3 separate regions of the Mus musculus genome follow, and all the other regions are linked to region 3. A link is a loop called in an ENCODE intact Hi-C map of the cell type or tissue named here. Cell type or tissue: gastrocnemius. All regions are shown on one strand.

The links. Peaks named below come from ENCODE experiments on the same cell type or tissue, not always from the same donor. Only the 100,000 strongest peaks of a DNase experiment are listed, where the experiment ranks them.
Region 1: it touches region 3 in a loop (2.7-fold over the local background); 4 of 42 quality-filtered maps call a loop at or near these places.
Region 2: a loop joins it to region 3, with 2.5 times the contacts of the local background. A loop is called at or near these places in 5 of 42 quality-filtered maps.

Annotation. Positions count from the first base shown.
Region 1 is chr8:121,845,169-121,853,168 of GRCm38, forward strand. It overlaps Gm26812 (a long non-coding RNA gene), which reads left to right and starts at 6,697. Exons shown (of 4, transcript XR_879277.2): 1 at 6,697-6,812. In gastrocnemius, CTCF peaks have their summits at 4,989 (motif pointing right) and 5,983 (motif pointing right); DNase peaks (open chromatin) are centred at 1,418, 4,967 and 5,991; H3K4me3 peaks cover 356 bases; H3K27ac peaks cover 1,225 bases.
Region 2 is chr8:121,921,369-121,929,368 of GRCm38, forward strand. It overlaps Car5a (carbonic anhydrase 5a, mitochondrial), which reads right to left. Exons shown (of 7, transcript NM_007608.2): 3 at 5,715-5,833; 4 at 2,399-2,494; 5 at 2,187-2,249. Among named protein-coding and RNA genes, the nearest start is that of BC048644, 18 kb to the left of the region's middle. In gastrocnemius, CTCF peaks have their summits at 4,466 (motif pointing left) and 6,166 (motif pointing right); DNase peaks (open chromatin) are centred at 4,465 and 6,150; H3K27ac peaks cover 373 bases.
Region 3 is chr8:121,689,738-121,697,737 of GRCm38, forward strand. No RefSeq gene overlaps it. Among named protein-coding and RNA genes, the nearest start is that of Gm46065, 37 kb to the right of the region's middle. In gastrocnemius, no CTCF peak of the experiment used is centred here; DNase peaks (open chromatin) are centred at 4,934 and 6,259.

The sequences.
Region 1 (8,000 bases), 160 kb after region 3:
TCTGTAACTTAAACATACTGGGGTTGTTGTTTTAAATCTTACAAAGTGAAGAAAAACAAAGCAAACAATGAGGGAGTTTCAAAGTCCCGTGTGGACTGCTCTCAGTCAGGAAGAGCCTAAGTTAGCACTGAGGGAATTTCCCGCTTGGATTGAACAGGGTCTTCACTTAGCTTCGCCCTCCGCTCCGTGATGCCGGAACCCTCCTGCACTCTTACTTATTTGCTTTTAGCATGGACTTTTCTTTCCAGCTCCACCTGGAACCCAAGTCCTAGCACAGGTCAGATAAACGCTCCTCCCCTGATCCTGGTCCTCAGCTCTGCCCCCTCAGAATTTTGTGCCCCACTCCCTTAACAGTAGGTCCCACTGACCTGATAAGGATGCAAGGAAGGAGAAGGAAAACAACCAGAGCGTCAAGGTAGCTCACACTGTGGAGCAGACAACACAGCCCAGGTGTGTATGGTAGATGCACAGTGCTGGGTTCCAGGTCATCCCGGGCCACAGGGAGAATCAGACTGAGATGTATGGGGGGTGGGAGTGGCTTCCAACCCTTGCCCACTTCACCTGGCTTCTGCACAGCCCTAGGCTTCCAGGATGTGTGTGGTCTGTGTTCTGAGTGCCTAATAACGTGTCTCTGTGCTGGCTGGTCTTATGTCAACATGACACACAGACTAGAGTTATCTGACCGGAGGGAACGAAACTGCTTCCATAAAAATCCAGCTGTAAGACTTTTCTTTTTTTCTTTTCGAGACAGGGTTTCTCTGTATAGCCCTGGCTGTCCTGGAACTCACTTTGTAGACCAGGCTGGCCTCGAACTCAGAAATCCACCTGCCTCTGCCTCCCGACGTGCGCCACCACGCCCAGCTGACTTTTTTTTTTTTAATTTAACTTTATTTTATGTGCACATGGTATGAAGGTATCAGATCCTCTGGAACAGGAATTAGAGATGGTTAATTGGTCCTCTGGAAGAGCAGCCAGTGCTCTTAACCACTAAACCATCTCTCCAGGCCCAGGAAGGCTGCCTAAGGGGGAAAGCCTAGTCCATTGTGGGTGGGGCCATCCCTGGGCTGTTGGTCCTGGGTTCTAAGAAAGCAAGTTGAGCAAGCCAGAGGAAGCAAGCCAGAGCGCAGCATCCCTCCATGGTCTCTGCATCCGCTCCTGCCTCCAGGTCCTGCCCTCACATCCTTGGAGGATGAACAGGAACATGGAAGTGTAAGCCAAATAAACGCTTTCTCCCCAACTTGCTTTTTGGTCATGGTGTTCTGTCACAGCAATAGTAACCCCGAGTAAGGCAGGTAGAAAATACATGTGCTTTGTAAACTCACCTGTCAACTGTCTGCCTATGTCCATGTTGAAGGGACCCTTGGGAGACCAGGGCATTGGACTGGTTTTGGCAGGATGCCAGAGGCCAGCAGAGGGAACAAGAGTCTTCGGCACACCTGGCAGAGGTGTCACGCGTGCCCCCACGTTGCCTAGCATAGGTTTCCTAGCAGCTCCCGAGGACATGGTATTTCCAGGGACCACCCCATTCCTCAGGGACCACCCCATCCCCCTGACCCATCCTTACCTTCTCCTCAGACCGGAACAAAAAGAAAAGCAGAGGAACGAGAGTTCCTGATCATGAAGTTGATACCAAAGTCTCTCTTCTTACAAAGTGATGTGTGTGCCTGAGTGTGTTTGTGGGTGGGTGTGGTAGGTGGGTGGGGTGGTGTGTGAGAGTGTGTGGTGTGTGAGTGTGTGTGTGGGGGTAAGTGTGTGTATGCATGTGGGAGTGTGTGTGGTGTGGGAGTGTGTGTATATGGTGTGTGTGAGTATGTGTGTATGAGTGTGTATATGTGGTATGTGTGTATATGGTGTGTGTGAGTGTGTGTGTGGTGTATATGTGTGAGTGTATGAGTGTGTGTGTGTGTGTGTGTGTGTGTGTGTGTGTGTGTGTGTACATGCATGCCACAGCACATGTATGGGATTCAGAGGAGCTCTCACAGAAGTTGGCTTGTCCTTTCCACCTTGTGGGTCCTCACCTTTGCCCACTGAGCCACCTGCCCAAACCAATACCAGATCTTTAAATGGCCATGTTCAAGGTCAGAATCCATGATTAGTGATGAGACCAGTATTGAGACATAAGTTTGGGATCCTAAAGAAAAGGCCAGGACTCCTGCTGACGTGTCTCAATGAGGCCAAACCTGACTCTTGCTCAAGAGGGAGCAAGGAAGAGTGAGCAGGCCCACAGGGCAAGATCGCCAATGCGAGATGACCTTTGTGTCTTTACCACACTGGGTGGGATCCGACCACACGGTCTTTCGAAATTGGCTAGATTTAAAAGAATCATTACAAAGGAAAGGGGGAGGAGGAGTTTGCCACTTGGGTCACTAAACTTCCAAGAATGCAGAAGCGCCCAAAATCCTGGAAGGCTTGGGAGATAAAAGATTTAAAAAAAAAAAAAAGACTTACTTCCTTGTTGTCAACTCAAGTCTCAAGTTCACGTGTTTAAATGTCTGATAGAAAAGACAAATGTTTAGCATACCTTACACTGTCAAATCCCACAAAGAAGGAAATTGTGTCACCCTCAAAATGTAGGTAGAAGCTGGGCAGTGGTGACGCACGCCTTTAATCCCAGCACTTGGGAGGCAGAGGCAGGCAGATTTCTGAGTTCAAGGCCAGCCTGGTCTACAGAGTGAGTGCCAGGACAGCCAGGGCTACACAGAAAAACCCTGTCTCAGAAAAAAATATATATAGGTAGAAAAAAAAAAAAAGCCAGGTGCTGGTGGTGCTCGCCTTTGATCCTGGTGCTTGGAAGGTGGAGGCAGGAGGATCTCTGTGAGTTCCTAGCCAGCCTGGTCTACAGAGTGAGTTCCAGGATAGCTAGGGCTACACAAAGAAACCCTATTTTAGAAAAATGATAAAAGTAGCCGGCTTTGAGCCTCCAAACCAGTTCTGAGCATGCGCACCGGCTCTGCTCCCAGCTAAGCCTCATGTCTTAGTTTTGCTGACAACTGTGTATGGCTCTCGGACTTTGAAAGCAGAAGGCTCCACTAGCATCTGATGTTAAATAAGCCAGTCGCATATCTGATACAGTCCCTCGGGGCCTGGTAGGCATTCCCTAAGCCCCTTTATGAGCTTTTTCTTTGAGAGTCTTTGTTCACTGTTCTTACTAACATCTTACAAATAGGGAAGAGTTATGTCCTGGAGGTACAGAGGTGACTAGAGACAGAGGGAGGGGAGCCATGGAAGAGAGAAACAGCCCGTGGGGAAGTACAGCAGCTTTTAAACCATTCTCAGTACTGTTTGAGGAAAGCCTTCAGAGGGGAAGGCTCGCCTTCCTTGAAATCAGACGGTAGGAATTCATTCCCGAGGAATCTTTCAAATGTCACCCACTCTGCAGCCAGCTTCCTGGTGCCTCTTATCGATGCATCTCTGCTCCACTTCATTTCACCAGTTCCTTGCCAGTTGCATCATTCACAGACTGGGCCAAGAACAGGGGATGTGGCTAGCACCCTGCCCGGAAGGGAAGTTTCAGAACTGGCTTCCACGAAGAGCAAACACCTGGCCCCTCCAGTGGCCTTGATTGGAACCTTCAGACAATCAGTAAAAGAGAACCTCGAGGGGAACTGAGAGTCCGTGACTGTTTCCACAGCCCTGCAGCTGATACTTAAGGGCGGCTGCCAGGGGCCATCAGCATGTGTGGTGGTGGCTGTGACATCACCGACGTGGAAAACTAGCTGGCTCCTGAGGCAGGCAGGGAGAAAGCACCAGGGGCTCCAAACTGTGATAGGAGTGGTGTTTTAAAAACTAACCTGCTGGAGAGATGGCTCAGTGGTTAAGAGCACCGACTGCTCTTCCAGAGGTCCTGAGTTCAATTTCCAGCAACCACATGGTGGCTCACAACCATCTGTAGTGGGATCCGATGTCCTCTTCTGGAGTGTCTGATGGCAGTGACAGTACTCTGTCATATACTAGATAGATAGTGTACTCTGGTATATACTAGATAGATAGATATCTAGATAGATAGATAGATAGATAGATAGATAGATAGATAGATAGATAGCTATCACCCGTACCTTTCATGCCCTGACTGAAGCAGTCTATCTTTGATTACTTTTTTTTTTTTTTTTTTTTTTTTGAGACAGGGTTTCTCTGTGTAGTTCTGGCTGTCCTGGAACTCACTCTGTAGACCAGGCTGGCCTCGAACTCAGAAATCCGCCTGCCCCTGCCTCCCAAGTGCTGGGATTAAAGGCGTGCGCCGCCACGCCCGGCTTGCAGTCTATCTTTGAAAAAGCAAATTCACCCGCAGCAACAGCACTCTCCTTCCTCTCGTCCTGCCAGCCTGATTCCCTGCCTGGGCCTCTATAGAACAGCTGCACTTAGGGGACCTCCCAGGCTCTACTGGAGCAGACCTGGGGGAATACCTGGGGGAATACTCCCAGGAGGAAATATCACTCTACAGTTTTCAGTGCATGGGGTACACTACACATCAGGACACAGTCTCCTCACAGTGGGATCACAGGCAGGAATTTCTGTGTTTTGTTTTTAGGATTCTAAAATATGAAATATAATTACATTATTCCTCCCTCCCTTTTCCCCTTCCTCCAATGTCTCTGTTTTCCCTTGTTTCTTCTCAAATTCATGACCTCTTTTTTTTAACTGTAATTGCTACACACACACACACAAAATACATAAGAACAACCTTATTGGTTCCTTTATTGTTGCCTGTATATAATTTCTAAGCCAACCAGTTGATATGAGGGGGAATCTTTTTTTCCCTGGGTTTTGAGAGCGGATCTGGAGTAGCCCAGGCTGGGCTGGACTTCACTATGTAGCAGAGGATAGCCATGCTCTCCTCACCCCTGCCCCCTAGCCGCCATCGGGATTACCGGCATATGCCATCATGCCTGCTTGCTGTTTCTATGACCTTCGAAGCTATTTCCCAATTTACAAAGTAATCCTGGTCTACCCTCAAGATGAAAATGTTAATGACAGCGCTGCAGCCAGCCAGCAGAGGGCAGCAGCCACACACCTCATCCACCACCAACTTTGCCTCAGGAAGCTCACAGAGCTACACTTTGGGGTATGGCAGAATGGTGAATATATTAAAAAAAAAAAAAAAAGCTCTAGAGGAAGGCAGAAGAATCCTAACATTTGGGAGGTGGAGGCAGGAAGATCAGTTTAAGGTCATCCTTGGACCAACTTGCAAAAAGAAAAAAAAAAAAATAAGAAGAAAGAAAACGAAATATTCACCTCAAGAGACACAGGTAGGTGGGTTCCTGTCTGCATGGTGACTTTTCTGGCCCCGTTCTTTGGGACCCGTGAACCCTCCTGAAAGCTGCCCCCAATAAACCTGCCTTTATACTTTTAATTCGACTTCAATCGGCTTACTTAAAGCCAGAGGTTCGTGTCAGGTGTCTCCTCTGATTGCTGCCACGTGAAGCAGAGTCTCCTACTTCAATCAGGCAGGGTTTACCAATTTGTCTAGTCTAGCTGGGTAGCTCTACCCAAGCATGCCCCTGCCTCAGCTTCTCAAGAGCTGGGATTTCAGGCGGGCCACCTCATTTGCTAGGCGTTTACATGGGCGCTGGGTCCGAGAATTCTACTCCCCACTCTTCCGAACCATCTCCCTAGGCCCCTTTCGTTGTTTGTTTGTTTTTGTTTTTACTTTTTACGTTCATTCTATTTATTCTGTGGCTAAGTCCCTGCACGTGCCCTGAGAGTCAGAAGGCTGAGACCGAGGGGTCGTCGGTCCTGGGCCCGGCAACAGCTGCGAACTTCCTGTGCCACCAGCTCCTGATCATCAGGGGCCAGGCGCACGCGGATGTAAGACAGGGTCCCTGAAACAATGAGCCATCAGGCCTCAAACAGGGAGAATCCCTTGTGGCTTTCAGGTGCTGAGAGCTGACTGGCACTGGCGCGACTTCTTCGGTCTCAGCTTACGACAGGGCTGATGCAACACCCTAAGGAAGTTAGGCAGCAGCCCCGAGCCCGCAATGCCTCTGTTGGCCACCAGGGGTCAGTGTAGCAGTTTCAGAAGGGGCTCGGGAAGCCTTGTAGACACAAGAAGCAAATATTGCATCATGCTGATGGGGGAGGCGGGAGGGAGGAGAAGGGGAAGGGGAGCGGATCCTGAAGCAGCTGACAGCAAGAGTGAACCTCAAGCCGGATGCTTTTATCTAGTAAAAGTGTCTGTTGTCCCGTAGTGTAGACGCTAGATGCACGCTATCACAGAGGAGATGGGGCTCACCTGCAGGCCTGTCTATTTGGGAACCAGCAAGGCAGAAGCTGCAGGCTTTTCTGATTTCCCCACATCGCAGGCTCCCGACAGTGTAGGAGAAACATTTTGCTCTATGGTTCTGAAGAGGGACTGAGGAGTAGACTTGGTTACAGTTTTAAAGAGTAACAAGAAGACTTGCCATTGATGTCCTGGTACTCACACAGTGGGGTCCCTCTTCCCAACACACTAGACAGAGACCACAAGGTCTCCCTTCATCCAGTCTGGCAAGCCAGCACATGGGGGCTCTGGGATCTGGAGATGCCTGCCTGGTTTTCCCCCATCGAGAAGGGCGCAGACTCAGGAAAAGACCAGCTCAAGCCTAGGAGAGAGCTGCTAGCCACAAAAATCACTGCCCGTCAAATATCTCTCAGGTGTCCATGGAAACAGGTGAACTACTGTTTGCTCATCTGTCTTGAAAATAAACAGTGTCGGAAGGATGAAGGAGTGGGGGGGGCCATGTGCCCCATGCAGAGCAGAGGCAGATGTGTGCTCGTGTTAATCTAACCTTCACCTGCATCTTCGTCAGGAACGGGTAGGAAGAAACAGACACTGAGTGAGTGCCCTCTGTACTTCCTATCAAGAGAACCCTGTGTCCTCCAAGGACACCCTAATCTGCCCTACTCCGTCTCCCTGCCTGGCACCCCCACTCCTGTTACTTGCTTCCTAAGTTTCTTCTCAAGGCTCATTTCCACTGTTTCTAGAAAACAGTGTACTCACAAACATAAAATAAATAAATAAAGGAGGAGGAGGAGAGGACCCTCAGCTGAGTATCCAGTCGCTCTCCCAGTCAGTTGTATGCAATTCTACCCTAACTTCACGCGGCCTCAGGAGCCTAGGTTCCAGAGGATTAGGGAAGGGTCTCTGTGGAGGGCTGTGGAGAGCCATTGTCCCTGCTGAGTGCAGATCCTCCTGGGGTGACTGCTTTAAGGTCCCCTGCCCATGAACCCCACAAGCTCATTGGTTCCCCTGGGTGACCTTTGGTGTACTTGAACTTTGGTTTGTCACTGGGACCTTACAAGGAGGGTAAATGGGACTTGTTTCCCACTCACACACCCACACATCCAGGGCAAAGATTCTTGCTGTACATTGGCATAGGATTTAACAAAACCAGAGATAAGTTTAGTGACAGCCCTGGCATTTATCCTGCCAAGGGTACTGAGACAGCCGGCTAAAGCCGTGCTGTCTGAGGGTGGGGTGTCTGCAGAGGAAATACTGACGTAGCTGGAGGTGTTGGTGACTGAAGCGTATGTAGTGTAGAGAGGAGTGAGATAAGAAACTAAGGTGGAGCCACCTGAAGGAAGGGCGTCTGTGGGGAGACCCCTAGGATGGCAGTCGTCTAAGTAGTAGAACGTGATGGGTGTGGTCTGCCCCTGAGTACTGGAATGCTTTGAGAATGTAGCCCAGGTTCTAGAATCACTATTAGGGTGGGTGCTTGAGAGTATTAGCAAGTGGCTGCAGAGGATGCCTGTCTGTGATTATGAGCAGTAAAGAATAGATCTGAGGGGCTGGAGAGATGGCTCAGCGGTTAAGAGCACTGACTGCTCTTCCAAAGGTCCTGAGTTTAAATCCCAGCAACCACATGGTGGCTCACAACCACCCGTAATGAGATCTGACGCCCTCTTCTGGTGTGTCTGAAGACAGCTACAGTGTACTTACATATAATAAATAAATCTTTAAAAAAAAAAAAGAATAGATCTGAAGTCAGTGTGGCTGCCCAGAGGGAGGTTGCATTGTATGTTTA
Region 2 (8,000 bases), 230 kb after region 3:
AGCCTGAGCCATGACGTCGTATCCTGGGCTGTGGAGACACGGGAGGAGCCCAGAGGGGCAGCAAAGCATCCTTCAGAATGGGCTTACCTTGCAGTCGAGCGGGGTTTTGACCCCAAGGCCACCCGCCCCTCACTTCCTCCCTCCATCCTCCTCAGAGTCACCACGGTCAAGCATTTTAAAGTCTGACAGGCCCCCTACGTGCCCCTCAAGGTAAGAACACACTCAAGAGTCCACTGCAGACAGCAGAGTCCCGCGCAGCTGCTCGAGACAGCCCAGTACGTGTCACAGCCTCCCTGGCCTCCCCCCATCCCCATCACAACAGCAGATGAGCCTTTGAGAGTCACAGCTGGGGCCCGGACCCAACCAGTTTACCAAAGACCAACCCTGTGCACGTGCCACTTTAATCTGGGTAACAGGCCCTCGTGGGCTCTCAGGTCCTAAGATCCAAATTTCACAAACAGGGAAGTCGGGGCTCTGAGATGTTAAGTCACTTGAACAAACCACACAGTTCCCTGGCAGATCAAGGGCCTTGAACCCAAGAGTTCTTGACTGAGGATCTTCACCACATACCAAACACCCCTAGAAGCCCCAAGGTTGCAGATGAGAGCCACTGGACCGGGGTCCATGAACGTCTCCCAGTCTTTAGCCTGTGGAGCCCTCCACGGCTGGACCTTTTGTGTCTTAAAGTCCTTTTATCTCCTAGGGTCTGTGGGTTGTTTTCAGGGGGCTAGTGTGACTGGGGCCAGAACTGAGTCCCAGACCCCAGGTCTCCCCTGCCGTCAGCCGGCGAGGGAAAGTAGCTCCAGAACCTTCCAAGGAAGTCAAACAGACCCTGAGTAAACAACTGCTCTGCTCTTTTCTCTCCCACCCCTGTGGGAGGCAGAGGCCAGCTGGGAAAACATCCCAGTCTCCAGTTCTGTTCTGGCTGTGGCCCAGCACGGAAGAGGGCGAGGAGCTGTGCAGCCCAGTACCTTGGCCTTGGCCTTGAGGTGTTCCAGGGCACGGAACAGTGTGGGTAAGGGATCTGTCTCCATCCCAAGGGGCGTCTGGACCGCAACATCAAGAGAAGGCAAGGGACAGATCAAACACTCCTGTGAGCTTTGAGGAAGGGGTGGCCACACTTTCCTGCAGGTCAGCTCTCACCATTGTTAAGACAGATGGAAGCCTCCTCTGTCCCCATGTCACCACGTCTAAGGGCCACCTTGCTTCCTTTTATGCCTCAGAATTCTTTGTTGTGGTACTGAATAAATAAACCCATCTCCTTGGAATTTCCATGTTTCCATCAATGTCCCCTCTGGGTTGCTCTTAAAGAAAAGCAACACTGTTACTCTGCCTTTCCCTGGAGACAGGCTAACATACGGAGGTATACAAAGAGTGTCCGGCCACCTTCAGGGAGAACCGGGGGCCCTGCCACTGGCCTATGCGCCCGCCACCCAGGCTGCCCACCCCCCATCCCACCCCACCCCGCTGCCATCTGCTTTGTCCTTGGTCTCAGGCTCCTTTTCGGGTGTGCAGGTGGTGTGCAGGCTCACACGTAGCAGGTAGATATTTCTGTCTGCTTTAACAGACTTTATCACTCCTGGACATTGTGTTTGAGCAGAGCAAGAACCAAGATGGGTCCCAACTCTTCCACAGGCTCCTGGGATTTCCCAGGATTTGGATTTGGCCATCCCAAGGAGTCCAGGATCCTTGTCTCACATGGGGGGTTGGGGGGAGGTCAACTTCTGACCCTCCAGCTTCCAAGTCCTGAGACTGCAGCTGTCTCCCACACATGCAGTTTATGCCGGTGCAGGGGGTTGAACCCAAGGCCTTGTGCATGCACAGTGAGGTCTCCACCAACAAGAGCTACACCTGAGTCCTCTTTCTTGTTTGTTTCTAAAAAGTCTCATTCTGTAATCCCAGGCTAGCCTGGAACTCATTATGTAGCCCAGACTAGCCTTGAACTTTTGGCTACTCTCCTGCCTCGGCCCTCTCAAGGGCTGGAATTACAGACATAGGCCACCAATCTCTATGCTCTATGTCCAAATCCAGCTCGTGGCAAGGGTCTTACTTAGGACCTACTGGCCCTTACCTTCTCTTCCCAGAACCAGAACCCCACAGCCTCTGCCAAACTCTTTGAATTTTCCTGAGTGAGTCGTTGCTCTGGCAACTGGGGTGCCCAACTGTGCTGGTTTCACGATTCTTACCTTGTGTCTTACTTCCGGCAAGACATCCACCAGCTTCTGCAGGGCCTGGTGATGCGCCCCGAGCTGTGTACCACAGACACAGAGTGTTAGCCTGGGCAGCAGACAATGGAAACACACTGTGCTCGCAAGAGGGGCAGTGTGCGAAAGGCCATTGTTGATGACCGGACCCGCCATTCTCAGTGCGAGAGGCGTGGCCGCCCAGCAGACGCTACCTTCAGAAACACGCCGATGACCGCCAGCCCGTTCTCCCCCACGGAGGCTTTCTTGTAATTTTCATATTTCGTGGAATTCCAGTGAACCAGATGGAGCTGAAACAGGGTAGAAAGAGAATGTTAACACAGCGCAGTGCAGCAGAAACAGCAGCCACGCCACTCTCCGTCCGGCACACCCATGGGTCACGCCATTGTCACATGCGTACTCAAAGTGCTGGTGGCCGGAAGAGAGGGAGAAGACTCTTGCTTTACTTTCCCTTCCTGCCGCTGTGACACTACACCCAGACAAAGACAACCGGAAGGAGAAAGGGTTTATTTTAGCTCACGGTTCAAAGGTACCGTTTATTATGGCGGGCAACTCAAGGCAGCAGGAGCCTGAGGCCACTCGTCACATCACGTCCACAGTCAGAAGAGGCAAGCATTGTATGCAAGCTTCCTTTTACCCACTTTCTCCACGTACACAGTCCGGGCCTCCACCAGGGCGTGTTCCCGTCTGCATACACTCCGTAAGGGTTGCGGTGGCTTGAATGAGACTGTCCACCATGAACTTGTGTATTTGAACATTTGGTCTCCAGTAGGGGTGGGGGAGGCACTGTTTAAGGAAGTTTAAGAGGGTGGGCTTGTTGGAGGAAGTGTGCAGTTAAGAATACTGGCCTGGGGGCTGGAGAGATGGCTGAGTGGTTAAGAGCACTGACTGCTCTTCCAGAGGTCCTGAGTTCAATTCCCAGTAACCCCATGGTGGCTCCCAACCATCTGTGATGAGATCTGATGCCCTTTTATGTCACACAGGTGTACGTGCAGATAGAGCACTCAACCATAAAACAAATCTTTAATAACATCAACAACAACAATAATAAAACATTGGCCTGTGTTCAATCCCCAGCAAGTTCAAGAGCATTTCCAAAATGAGAAAAAAATGAAAAATGAAAAAAAAAGAGAGAGAAAAAAAGTGTTTTGAGTTGTCAAGACAGAAGTGAGTAGTTTGATCATCTGTACCGACATGTCACTTGGAACAAGGGTCACCAGATAAGACGCTGGACTGTCAGCACTGAGCAGTTTCTCAGAGAGGTAAGTCCCCGAACATCATACCTGGCGTCTGACCCTGGACTCTGCCCTGTCTTTATTTTGTAACCCTTCTATTTCTTGCATGTAAGGTTGTAGACCTTACATGCCTTGTGAGGCACTGGGGGAATTCACAACGGGAAGAAATAAAGCAGAGTCCTTCATAAGGCAGCAAGAAGGCCTCTGTGTCAGCCAGGGGGCACTCTATCTTCCCACCCAAGGATTTTGTATCTATTTGGAATAAAAATATTACGTCAGTGTTTTTCTTTTTCTTTACAGATTTATTTATTTACTATATTATGTAAATACACTGTAGCTGTCTTCAGACACCCTAGAAGAGGGAATCAGATCTCATTATGGATGGTTGTGAGCCACCATGTGGTTGCTGGGATTTGAACTCAGGACCTTCGAAAGGGCAGTCAGTGCTCTTAACCACTAAGCTACCTCTCCAGCCCCCAGTGTTCTTCTTGAAATGAAATAAATAGCAACAACTATTCAAGTTGGACTCATAGTATGTTAGTGTCTCTGTCTCTCTCTTAAGATTTATTTTATGAGCCTGGCGTGGTGGCGCACGCCTTTGATCCCAGCACTTGGGAGGCAGAGGCAGGCGGATTTCTGAGTTCGAGGCCAGTCTGGTCTACAAAGTGAGTTCCAGGTTAGCCAGGGCTACACAGAGAAACCCTGTCTCGAAAAAACAAACAAAAAGAAAAAAAGAAAAGGAAAAAAAGAAAAAAAAAGATTTATTTTATGTATATCTGAGTCCTCTATGTTAGAGCTGAGGATGGCTACATAGAAGGATGTGCGTGGGTTCCGTGCAAATATGACGGCTTTGTCAGAGGGAGTTCCGGGGCTCCTTGGATACAGCACAGGGCACAAGTTTCCCCTAAGCACAAAAGCTGGGGTAGAGGCATTCTCAATTGTGCCTAACCATGAATCTTCAGGGACCAGGGTCTGCTCACAAGAACTTTGATTGCCACTAGCTGAGGATAGACGCTGTGCGCCCTCTAGTGGCCACACGTATCACTTCCGAATGAACAACAACCACTGGACTCCCATCTGTGGCTTTAGCTAGACTCTGGTTCACGTCTCCAACCAGAGATCGATGAGAGCCAAAATATTGAGTGTACATCCAATTGTTGGGGGTGGAAGGCAGAGGGTGAGAAGAGGAGGGGGCAGAGATGGGAGTGACAAGGTAATTATGGCAATCCGGCAATTTGAGAGCTGAGGTAGTAACCTTATGGTTTATCACCACACGGACGCTCCATTTTTCTTTTTCCTTTTTTCTTTCTTCCTTTCATTTTTTTTCTGTTTTTTTGAGACAGGGTTTCTCTGTATAGCTCTGGCTATCCTGGAACTCACTTTGTAGACCAGGCTGGCCTCGAACTCAGAAATCTGCCTGCCTCTGCTTCCCTAGTGCTGGGATTAAAGGTGTGCACCACCACGCCCGGCTTCCATTTTCCATTCTGTTGGAAAATGTCGGTGATGTCGTGCCCAGAGGTCTCCAGACATCGCCTCAGCTTCTTTGATTTATTTTTGGTGGTCACCTGTGTTAGCATTTCTTCTAGGCTCCGCTCCACAGTTGCCTGGCAGCAGCCAGGTATGCCTGACTCACTATAAAAGAGGCTGTTTTGGGCTGGAGAGATGGCTCAGTGATTAAGAGCACTGACTGCTCTTCCAGAGATCCAGCAACCACACGGTGGCTCACAAACATCTGTAATGGAATCCGATGCTCTCTTCTGGTATGCATGAAGACAGCTACAATGTACTCACATACATAAACTAAATACATAACTCTTTTTAAAAAGGGGGGGCTATTTGTCCCTCCTCTCTCTCACTCTCTTACCCTCTTAATCTCTTACTCTCTTAGCCTCTCTGTCCCTTTTCTCCCCTATCCCCTCCCCCTCTCTCCTCTCTCTCTGCCGTTCTCTGTCTCTACCCCCTCAATTGCCCTCCCCATACCCTAAATAAACTCTATTCATACTATATCCGAGGTACTATTTTCATCGTGTGGCTGGTACCTCAAGGGGAAGGGGGTGTTTCAGCCTGGGCCCACAGAGGCACCCCCTTCCACTTCACCATATAAAGCAGCGATAATTAAGTGGGTTCAGCTGCTTTTGGGCACTTTGTAAGTGTGTGTGTGTGTGTGTGTGTGTGTGTGTGTGTGTGTGTAAGGCGACAGTGAGGTCTAGTCACCCTGTAGTCGGACTGAGATTGAAAGCACCCAATCGTGTGTTGTCTCACAGTGTTTACGAACCTCAGCTGGGTAGGTATGGCCGTCCACTGCGTGCTCTGAGCCCCATTCATCTGTTGCTCCCCAGTGGAAATGAAACTGCTTCAGCCTGTAGTGGTTTCCCAGAGGCCCACCGCTGATCCCTGCAAGCAAGAGAAGAGACACATGAACCTGGACTACTGAGTAGGCCCAGCACTGTCTCCGTGTGTGTGTGTGTGTGTCTGTGTGTGTGTGTGTGTGTGTGTGTGTGTGTCTGTGTGTGTCTGTGTGTATCTGTGTGTGATGGGGGCAACCTTCTACACACACACACACACACACACACACACCCCGATCGCTGTGCTGCAAAACCCAGGGAGGTCCATGAAAGGTGAGCCCGGCCAGGGTATGGCCACCTCAGTCCTAGAGCAGAGCCTACCACAGCAGGTTCACACTAAGGTCTAGGATAGCGGAAGGCCAACTCCGAGCACAGTCACTAGATGGCGGTAAGAACCTCGAGTCTCTACATGTGACTACACAGAGACACAGGATGATTTCTGAGATGTGTGCTAATCCTACAAGGAGTTCCAAAGAGTTTCTTTTCTTCTGAGAAAGCGTCTCATGTGGCTCAAGCTGGCAATGGATTCTGTTTGTAACCAAGGATGGCTTTGAATTTCTGATCCCCTTGACTGTGATGGTCTGTGTATGCTTGGCCCAGGAAGTGGCACTATTAGAAGGTGTGTCCTTGTTGGAGTGAGTGTGTCCTTGTTGGAGTGGGTGTGTCACTGTGGGTATGGACTTTAAAGCCCTCATCCTAACTGCCTGGAAGTCAGTCTTCCACGAGCAGCCTTCAGATGAAGATGTAGAACTCTCAGCTCTGCCTGCACCATGCCTGCCTTGATGAGTATGGACTGAACCTCTGAACCTGTAAGTCAGTCCCAATTAAAGATTGCCCTTAGAAGAGTTGTCTTGGTCATGGTGTCTGTTCACAGCAGTAAAGCCCTAACTAAGAGACTCCCCCACCTCCTGAGCTCTGGGATTACAGGTGTGTGCATCACACCTGGTCATCTGGGTACCCTGCACAGAAACAAATTCAATAGGTCCAGAGTAGTTCTGGGAGCCTGGTTGACGAGGCCCCACGTGGCTAATCACATTTCTACCAGTTGCTGACACATTTCCATCAAAGCCTGCTGGACACTTCAGCATTCATAGAAAGCAGCACCAGGTGCTCCCAGGATGGCCAGGCAAGCCTGAGCTCAGGGCAGAGCTGGGAAGCCTGGTCCATGGTTAGAGATGCCTCCATGCATATAGCATGCTGGGGAACTTAGCCTCGTGTATCAACTTGTTGCAGCTTTCTTTCTGTTTCTGTGACAAACACTTTGGCCAAAAGCAACTTAGAGGAGGAGAGGGTTAATGTGCCTTAACGAGGTCACAGTCCTCACCCAAGGGACTCCGCAGGGATTCAGAAGCAGAAATCGTGGAGAAATGCCATTCCCCGCACCTTTCTTTCAGGCTCATGCCTAGCTAGCTTAGCCTAGGGCCATCTGCCTAGGGAATGGCACCCCCCACAGTGGGCTGGGTCCTCCCACATCAGTTTACCATCAAAGACAATCCCCCTCAGACAGGCACACAAGCCAATCGAATCTGAGCAACCCGTCTATTGAGACTTCCTTCTTAGGAGACTCTAGGTCATATCAGATTGATAGTTAAAGCTGACCAGGACACCGAATGGCAAATGAGTCTTATGCCATGTGGAGTGAAAGATGCTGCTGAGTTCTGACTGCCTCCAGCTGATGGAGCGTGCTTCCTTTTCCCTGTGAAAACAATGTGCGTCGGGTAGCACTGCCCTGCACACTGGGGACAGAGCTAGCTCATGCTTGTGCCGTGGTCTGGGCAGGTGCTGGGCTGGTACAATCTTACCATCTCCTTATCCCAAAGCAAGATGGGTGTTCTAGACTGTCATCCAGTCTTAAAACCTCAAGCTATCACCTAACTTCAGATAAGAGGCTGGAGGGATGGCTCAGCATTTAAGAGCACTGGCTGCTTTTCTAGGAGACCAGGAGTTCAATGCCTGGACTCACATGGCACCTCACAACCATCTATGAACTCCACTTTCCAGGGATCTAATACCCTCTTCTGCCTCTGTAGCCACCAGGCACACAAGATGCACATAGATCGATATGCAGGCAGCACACACACACACACACACACACACACACACACACATTAAAATTTATGAAAATGCACAGATAAGGGCCAAGAAATAAAGAGATGGTTCACTCAGTAAAGTGCTTATCTTATAAACATTAATATATGAGTTTGAGCCAGTGTAGT
Region 3 (8,000 bases):
TGGGCCTCAAGGTCCTTCTCTGGACAGCCAAGGAGTACAGAACCAGTGAGCCTTCACAAGCCCAGTTCTGCACACAGCTAATGTTTTCTCTAAGTTCAAAGACACCATTATCTCTGGCTTCATATAATGGGCACTAGAAGGATTTTTTAGCTCCGACCAAACTGAGAAAACTGGTAATGGCTGACAGCTACCTCAGACCCAGGGTTTCCAGGCATCCTGTGTTCTGCAAGAGGCTCAGAGGCCGAAAGTCTTGCCCCAGCCATTCAACCAGAGCCATGAGGCCCAGAGCCCTGTTGGGGTCAGCTTCAACTGTATACCCTTCCTGCAGCAGGCACTGTCTTGCAGGCAGCCAGCTGTGCTCTATTGAATTGCAACTTGCCAGCAGACAGATATGCCCAGCTAGGAAATGGGCTTGCAGGACTGAGGCACCAGGCTGGAACTGAGTCTGGATCTTGTGTTTGGTCATTGCTGTTCATGTGGGAAGGCAGAACCAGGCCCTCGATCTTGGAGGAGAGATGGTTCTGGAATAGATTGGAGGTGGGGACTCAGGGGTGGAAACATGGTCTGAGATGTGGCAGAGAGAAGAAGGGAACCAGCAAAGGTCAGGAGGGAAGGTCTACACCACAGGACAGTTTAGAACTAAACAAAAGCATGGAACTCTGGGGGAAACCCCTGTGAGATGTGTGCCTCTGGCTGGGGAATAATTTATCTTTTCAAAACATTACCCCCGCTTACTTATTTTGTGTGGGGATGCATGTGTGTCAGTGTGCACATGCCACAGCACATATGTGTGGGTGTGGGTGTACACATAACACAGCACACATGTATAAGTGTTTACATACCATGGCATACATGCATGTGTGTGGGTGTACACATGACAAGGCATACGTGCATGTGTGTGGGTGTGCACATGACATGGCATACATGCATGTGGGTGGGTTTGCACATGACATGCATACATGCATGTGTGTCCATGTGCATATAACATAGCATACATGTACGTGTGTCAGTGTGCACATGCCACAGCACATATGTGTGGGTGTGGGTGCACACATAACACAGCACACATGTATAAGTGTTTATATACCATGGCATACATGCATGTATGTGAGTGTGCATATAACAGCATACATGCATGTGTGTGGGTGGACACATGACAAGGCACACATGCATGTGTGTGGGTGTATACACAAGGCACACATGCATGTGTGCAGGTGTGCACATGACATGCATACATGCATGTATGCAGGTGTGCATATGACATGCAAACATGCATGTATGTGTGTGTGCACATGACATGGGATACATGCATGTGTGTGGGTGTGGCACATGCATGTGTGTGGGTGTGCACATGACATGGCACATATGCATGTGTGTGTGTACATGTCATAGCATCCATGCAGAAGTCAGAGGGCAGCTTTCAGGAGTTCTCTTACTTCCACGAGGTAGGTGCCACATTCAGACCTAGGTCTTCAGGCTTGGTGGCAAGTGCCCTTACCCTCTGAACCAGCTCACCTGCCTGAAAGACGCCAGCAAGATTCCATCGTACAAATAGTGGGAGGGTGAGGTGTGGTGATCCATGCCTGCATCCCAGCACTCTGCAAGTGGGAACAGGATGATCAGGAATTCAAGGACATCCTCAGCTGTACAGCAAATTCAAGGCCAAACTGGGCTACAAGAGACCCTGTCTCAAAACAAAAACAAACAAAAAAGTAGACCATGCATGGGGTCATCATGCCCCTTTAGTCCCCACTCTAGTGTCTTAGGATTTCTGCTGCTGTGAAGAGACACCGTGACAACTCTTTTTAAGGGACAAGATTTAATTGGGGCTGGCTTACAGATTCAGAGGATCAGTCCATTATCATCATAGCAGAAAGCATGGCAGCATCCAGGCAGGCATGGTGCTGGAGAAGGAGCTAAGAGTTCTACATCTTCATCTGAAGGTAACCAGGAGTGCCTGACCCATGGGCAGCTAGAAAGAAGCTCTGTTTCACAGTGGGTGGAGCCTGAGCATAGGAGGAGACCTTAAAGCCCACCCCACAGTGACACACTTCCTCCAACAAGGCCACGCCCCCTAACGGTACCACTCCTATGGGTCAAGCATATTCAAACCACCACAACTAGGTAGGCAGAGGTAGGTTGGTCTTTGTGAGTTCCAGGCCAGCCAAGGTTACAAAGTGAGGCTCTGTCTCATAATTATTTAATTAGTCAATCAATCAATCAATCAATCAATCAATCAAAACCCCAAACAAAAAATAGAACTAACCAAATAATTGAAGGGATGACTTTGACATCATGTTACAAAACAACAACAAAAAAACCCCTTTGATTTATGTCAAATGTCTTCCCAGAAGGCTGGTGGCTTGAATCCTTGGTTCCTGGCTGACAGTACTACTTTAGAAGGTTCTGGAAACCTTAGAAGGTGGATGGGGCTTAGCTAGAGGAAGTAAGTCACCGGGTGATGCCTGTGGGGTGTATCGTGTCCCAGGTCCCTCTGGGATGCTCTTTCTGTTTCTGCCAAGAGATGAACATCCTGGCCACACTCTCCCGCCTCCACATGTCCCACCTCCTCATGTCCCACCTCCACATGTCCCACCTCACCTTGGACCAGAATCCTCAAAGTTAATGATTCTGAAACAGAGAGCCCATGCAAATGCTGCATTCCTAAGTCCTTTATGTCAGGAATCTTGTTATCGCGATGAAGAGCTTACATATCCCAGGTAACAGGGGACACAGGCATGTGTTAGAAGCCTTCTGATGTTAGTCATGAGGGAGGGAAAGTATCCAGACGGTAAAGAACTCAAAGCCCACAGGACATGCAAGGCAGTGGAAGGAGGCATGGAGGCATGATGTCCCCTCCAAGGCAAGGGTACCTGACAGTTGATAAAGAACTTTGAAAGTATTCTCCTGGGTCACAGTGTGATTCCTGTCCACACCAAGCAGACGGGCAAAGAAAGCCTTGGACACCCAGCCACACTGTGAGGCATGGAAGGGGGAAAAGAAGAAACAGAGGTGTCCTACTCTGCTCGATGGTCACTACTGTCAGTGTGTAACGGAGCAGAGGTGTCTACCGTATGGCTGCAGTTCTGTCTGTGTAGGTATCCCCTCCACTTTTAAACACCCCCTCCTGGTGTGAGGAGAGAGGGTCACAAGACTCAGGAAGCAAACAAACCCTCCAGGAAACTCCTGAAACACACAAGGCCCTGCGGAAGGCTTCTATGTAAGTAGTAACAACTGCTATGATGGTTTGTGTATACCCGGGCCAGGGAGTGGCACTACTTGGAGGTGTGGCCTTGTTGGAGTGGGTGTGGCCCTGTTGGAGTAGGTGTGTCACTGTGGGTGTGGGCTTTAAGACCCTTGTTCTAGCTGCCTAAAAGACAGTCTTCTGCTAGCGGCCTTCAGATGAAGATGTAGAACTCTCAGCTCCTCCTGTACCATGCCTGCCTGGATGCTGCCATGTTCCTGCCTTGAGAATAATGGACTGAACTTCTGAACCTGTAAGCCAGCCCCAATTAAATGTTGTCCTTATAAGAGTTGCCTTGGGCTGGGCGGTGGTGGCACACGCCTTTGATCCCAGCACTTGGGAGGCAGAGGCAGGTGGATTTCTGAGTTCCAGGACAGCCAGGGCTACACAGAGAAACCCTGTCTCGAAAAAACAAAACAAAACAAAAACCAAACAAACAAAAAAAGAGGCAGAGGCAGGCGAATTTCTGAGTTCGAGGCCAGCCTGGTCTACAGAGTGAGTTCCAGGACAGCCAGGACTATACAGAGAAACCCTGTCTCGAAAAACCAAAAAAAAAAAAAAAAAAAGAGTTGCCTTGGTCATGCTCAAAGCAGTCAAGCCCTAACTAAGACAACTGCCTTAGTGGGTGGACCCTCTCACCCACACCACTGTGAGCCCCTCTCAACCTCACCGCTGTGGGCGGACCCTCTCACCCACGCAGCTGTGGACCCCGCCTCAACTTCACCGCTGTGGGCAGACCCTCTCACCCACGCAGCTGTGGACCCCGCCTCAACTTCACCGCTGTGGGCAGACCCACGCAGCTGTGGACCCCCCTCAACCTCACCGTGTTGGTGACCTCCCTCACCCATGCAGGTGTGGGCGACTCCCTCCTCCCATGCCGCTGTGAGCAGCTCCAGGAAACTCACTGGCCCACTAAGCTGGTTGTGGGTGGAGTCCTTTCTCAGTCTGTGGTCTGCATCCTGTTTTACAAGAACAGACCTTTTCGTTGACTTCTCTCCAGGGAAAGTTACACCGCAGGTCCATCAGTGCTCTGGGCATGGGCGCGCATGCCTGTGCTGACAGATAACGTTCCCAGAAAGAACCAGTCAGAGCAGACTCCTTCAAGGGGTTTTGGGAACGATGACAATGGGCGAACAGAAGCGACACAGAGGCACTTCCAAATATGGATGGAATCAGGAAAGGGGAGCAGTGGGTGTGAGCATCCCCTCTACAGGAAGTCTTGAGAATCCCAGAGAAGGGTACTGCATCTTTCCCCGCCTTGCACCCCAGGAACTCCTGAGGGAGGGTCTCTGCACAGTGGAAGCATGCATCTGTGTGTAAATGTGAGGAAGGGTTTGCTGATGTGTGTGTGTGTGTAAGCGCACATGCTCATGTGTATCCATTTATGGGTGTCAATATTCGACACAGTGCCTATGAGAATGTGTGTGTGAGATGTGCCTGCTGAGCATGGGATCTGGGCTGCAGATATGCAGCTCTGGCTTCCGTACCAGGTGACGTTGGGTCACCCCCTAGACTGACCCTTCTTTGGTTCCCTCCCTGTCCACAGGCATATGGGCCATTCTGTGGTCCCTGAGGGCAGAACCCAACAGCATCACAGGAAGGGACATAGGAACTGGGCCTCTGTGAGCCCCTGCATTTCAGGGTAGGCCATGACCCCTACCTGGGGCAGGCTGGTGCAGTACTTAAGACATCCAGCAGGTGGCGCAGCCTACACCTTTTGCAGTAGGTTATCTGGGGTATCCATCCCATCCCCTTGGTACTGATGAAGAAACGGAGTCTGGAGCTCCCCTCTTCCCCATGCACAATGGGTGTGGAATTTATTTAGAACTTAGTCCTTTACAGCTGTCACCAAGTAAGATGAGTTCACACTGGAGTAGGGTGACCCTAAACACAATGGTTATAGGGACATGCCACGCTACTGTGGAGGTAGAGACGAGAGTTAACATGTTTTAAATGGACCACAAAATGCTGCCTCAAAGGTCCTCAGGCATCTTCCTCTCTGGGGCCGATGTCATAAAGCCAGTCAGCCAGAATGGACTGGAGTGTACAGACGTCCATCTTGCTGTGAGTTACCATGGAAACAACCCTCCATGGGGTGTATAGGGTAAACAATGCTGCTTTCTTCAGATGGAATATTACAGAGTCATCAACAGGCTGCCAGGCCTGGAAGGATCATGGCCACCATCTACAGTGACCTGGGCTGAGGAAGCTCACAGGATAAACCCCATCTCTTCTGCACTCACAGAGTCTCTCTTGCCAGGCCCACCTATATGTTAAGAGGACAGGTGACTCAGTGGTGTGGGGACAAGCCGACCACCTAGGGTATGAGGTGAGAGGAAGAAGAGATGCTGTGAGGACCAGACACCCAGTGTGCCTGACAGACGACATACTGGGAAGATGGCTGCAGCAGCTGTAGCGTCTGCAGCGCCCAAGCACAGACACAATGTATCAAGTTCTAAAATGACACAGCGTCTGTCTTTTTTCTTTTTGAGATAGGCTCTCCTGAGCCCTGGCTGGCCTCAGATTTGCTATGTGGTCCAGGATGGACTTGAACTCTTGATCCTTCTGCCTCTGCCTCCTGAGCACTGGGATGATAGGTGTGTGCCACTGCACCCAATCTTTGTGATGCTAGGTACTGAACTCAGGGCTATGCTAGGCAAGCTCTCTACTCACCGAGCCATGTCCTCCGTCCTTTCAATACTTTTATCTCCAGAATGTTTTGCAACCAGCATGTGTGGTTATTGTGTAAGAAATAAAATAATGTTGCAAGAGGTGGTTAACTTCACTGAGATCCTCAGGCCATGAAGACAGACAGGGTAAGGCAGAAGTGTGGGGTGGGATGGGGAGATGGGGGTGGAGAACTCTTCTCTAGTCTAGGAGTTCTTCCCACGTTGGACCCTGGGTCTCAGGATTGTGGCCTTAGCTTTGCCGAGGCTCTCTGCCTTTGCCTGGAATGCCCTCTCTGTTCCTGTCCATGAGGGCAGGAGTGTCTGGGCAGGGTTCCAGGATCTAGGGCAGAAGGGCCAGAGGCAACAGTCCGGATGTTTTGCCAGCCAGCCTCGGGCCAGGTCACAACTATGCTTACTCATGGCTGGCTGATATCTCCACCTCTGGGCCAGGCCAGCATGACCTATCCTGCCAGGCCTTTCAGGAAAACAGCTGGGTGGCAGGTGGCAAGAGGGGCCTGGGCATCAGAGTCAGAATTTTTCTGGCTAGCTGGACCCTAGAGGCATGGGGGGCACTCCTTGTTCTTTGGTCTCCAGCTTAGGGCCAGCAGTCTGGTAGGACCTAAGACCAGGCCTGCTTCCTTCCAGATGGAAGAGAAAACTAGACATCAGGGGATTTGGCTTAGTTGGCAGAGAGCTTGTCTAGCATATATAAGGCCCTGGGTTCAAATCCCAGCACAACATAAACTGAATCTGGTGATCCACACCCGTAATCCCAGCACTTGGGAGGTAGAGGCATAAGGATCAGAAGTTCAAGTCTCACCTACATACTAAATGACTGCAGGAGACTCCTCCTCAAATGAAGGAGGGGAGGAAGGGAAGGGAAATCAGAAGATCAGCCCACTGGCCTGTGGGGAGCACACTGGGTGAGCCAATGCATATCTGGTACCTGTGGAGGTCAGAAGAAAGGTGTCCACCCACCCATTCACCCATCCTCCACCCACCCACCCATCCATCCATTCACTATCCATCCATGATCCATCTACCCACCCATCCACTACTCATCATCTTACTTTTAATGTGTTATGAATAGCCCCTTCAGTCCTGCAGAATGCATACCACTAATACAATTTTATTTTGTTTTCTTTGTTTTTATCTGTATGGGAGTTTTGCCTGTAGGTATGTCTGTCACTGTGCATATGGCTGGTGTGTGAGGAGACTACGAGAAGGTGTTGGATCTCCTGGAACTGAAGTTACAGACAGTTGTGAGCCTCCACGTGGGTGCTGAGAATCAGACCTTAGTCCTTTGGAAGAGCAATTGGTGCTCTTAGCCATTGAGCTATTTCCCAAGCACATTTTAATATATTAGATGTATACATTTGCTTCTAGAAACAATGGTCAAGTTCTGTCTCTCTTTCTCGTCTCTCCCATGCTTATTTTGCTGGGAGACCCCAGACTGAGCCCTAGCTCCTTTTAAAAATTAATTAATTAATTAATTAACTTATATTTTCTTGTTTTTTTCAAGACAGGGTTTCTCTGTGTGTAGTCCTGGCTGTCCTGGAACTCGCTCTGGTAGACCAGGCTGGCCTAGAACTCAGAGATCTGCCTGCCTCTGCCTCCTGAATGCTGGAGCTATCCTTCCTCCTTCTTTAGAGACTGGGGACAGAATTGAGTGTATGTCCCAGTTCCCTGGAGGGCTCTCCTGGGACAGCCCCTCAGTGAGAGACCACTGTTGCTCTTGTGGCTGAGATCCACACTCCACCTCCCTCCCAGTGCAGCCAGCCCAGGCTCTGCTGAGCAGCGTAATAACCCAGTCCAGCCACTCCCAGAGGCAGCAAGCTTCCCTCACAGGAAGCAAAGACTGAGACAACCCTGTGGGGGTGGGGGTGGGGGTGGGGTGGGGTGGGGTGGGGGCACATAGCTGAGAGCAGGAATGGAATGACTTCAGGTCTCAGCCTTGACGTCATCAATATTTTGGGTCAGATAGCTCTTTGTGGTGAGGGTGACCAACGTGATGATCTCCAGTCACCACTGAATGTCCCTCGGGGAAGATGTGCTCTGGCTAGGGACCTCTAGACTCGAGGAAATCC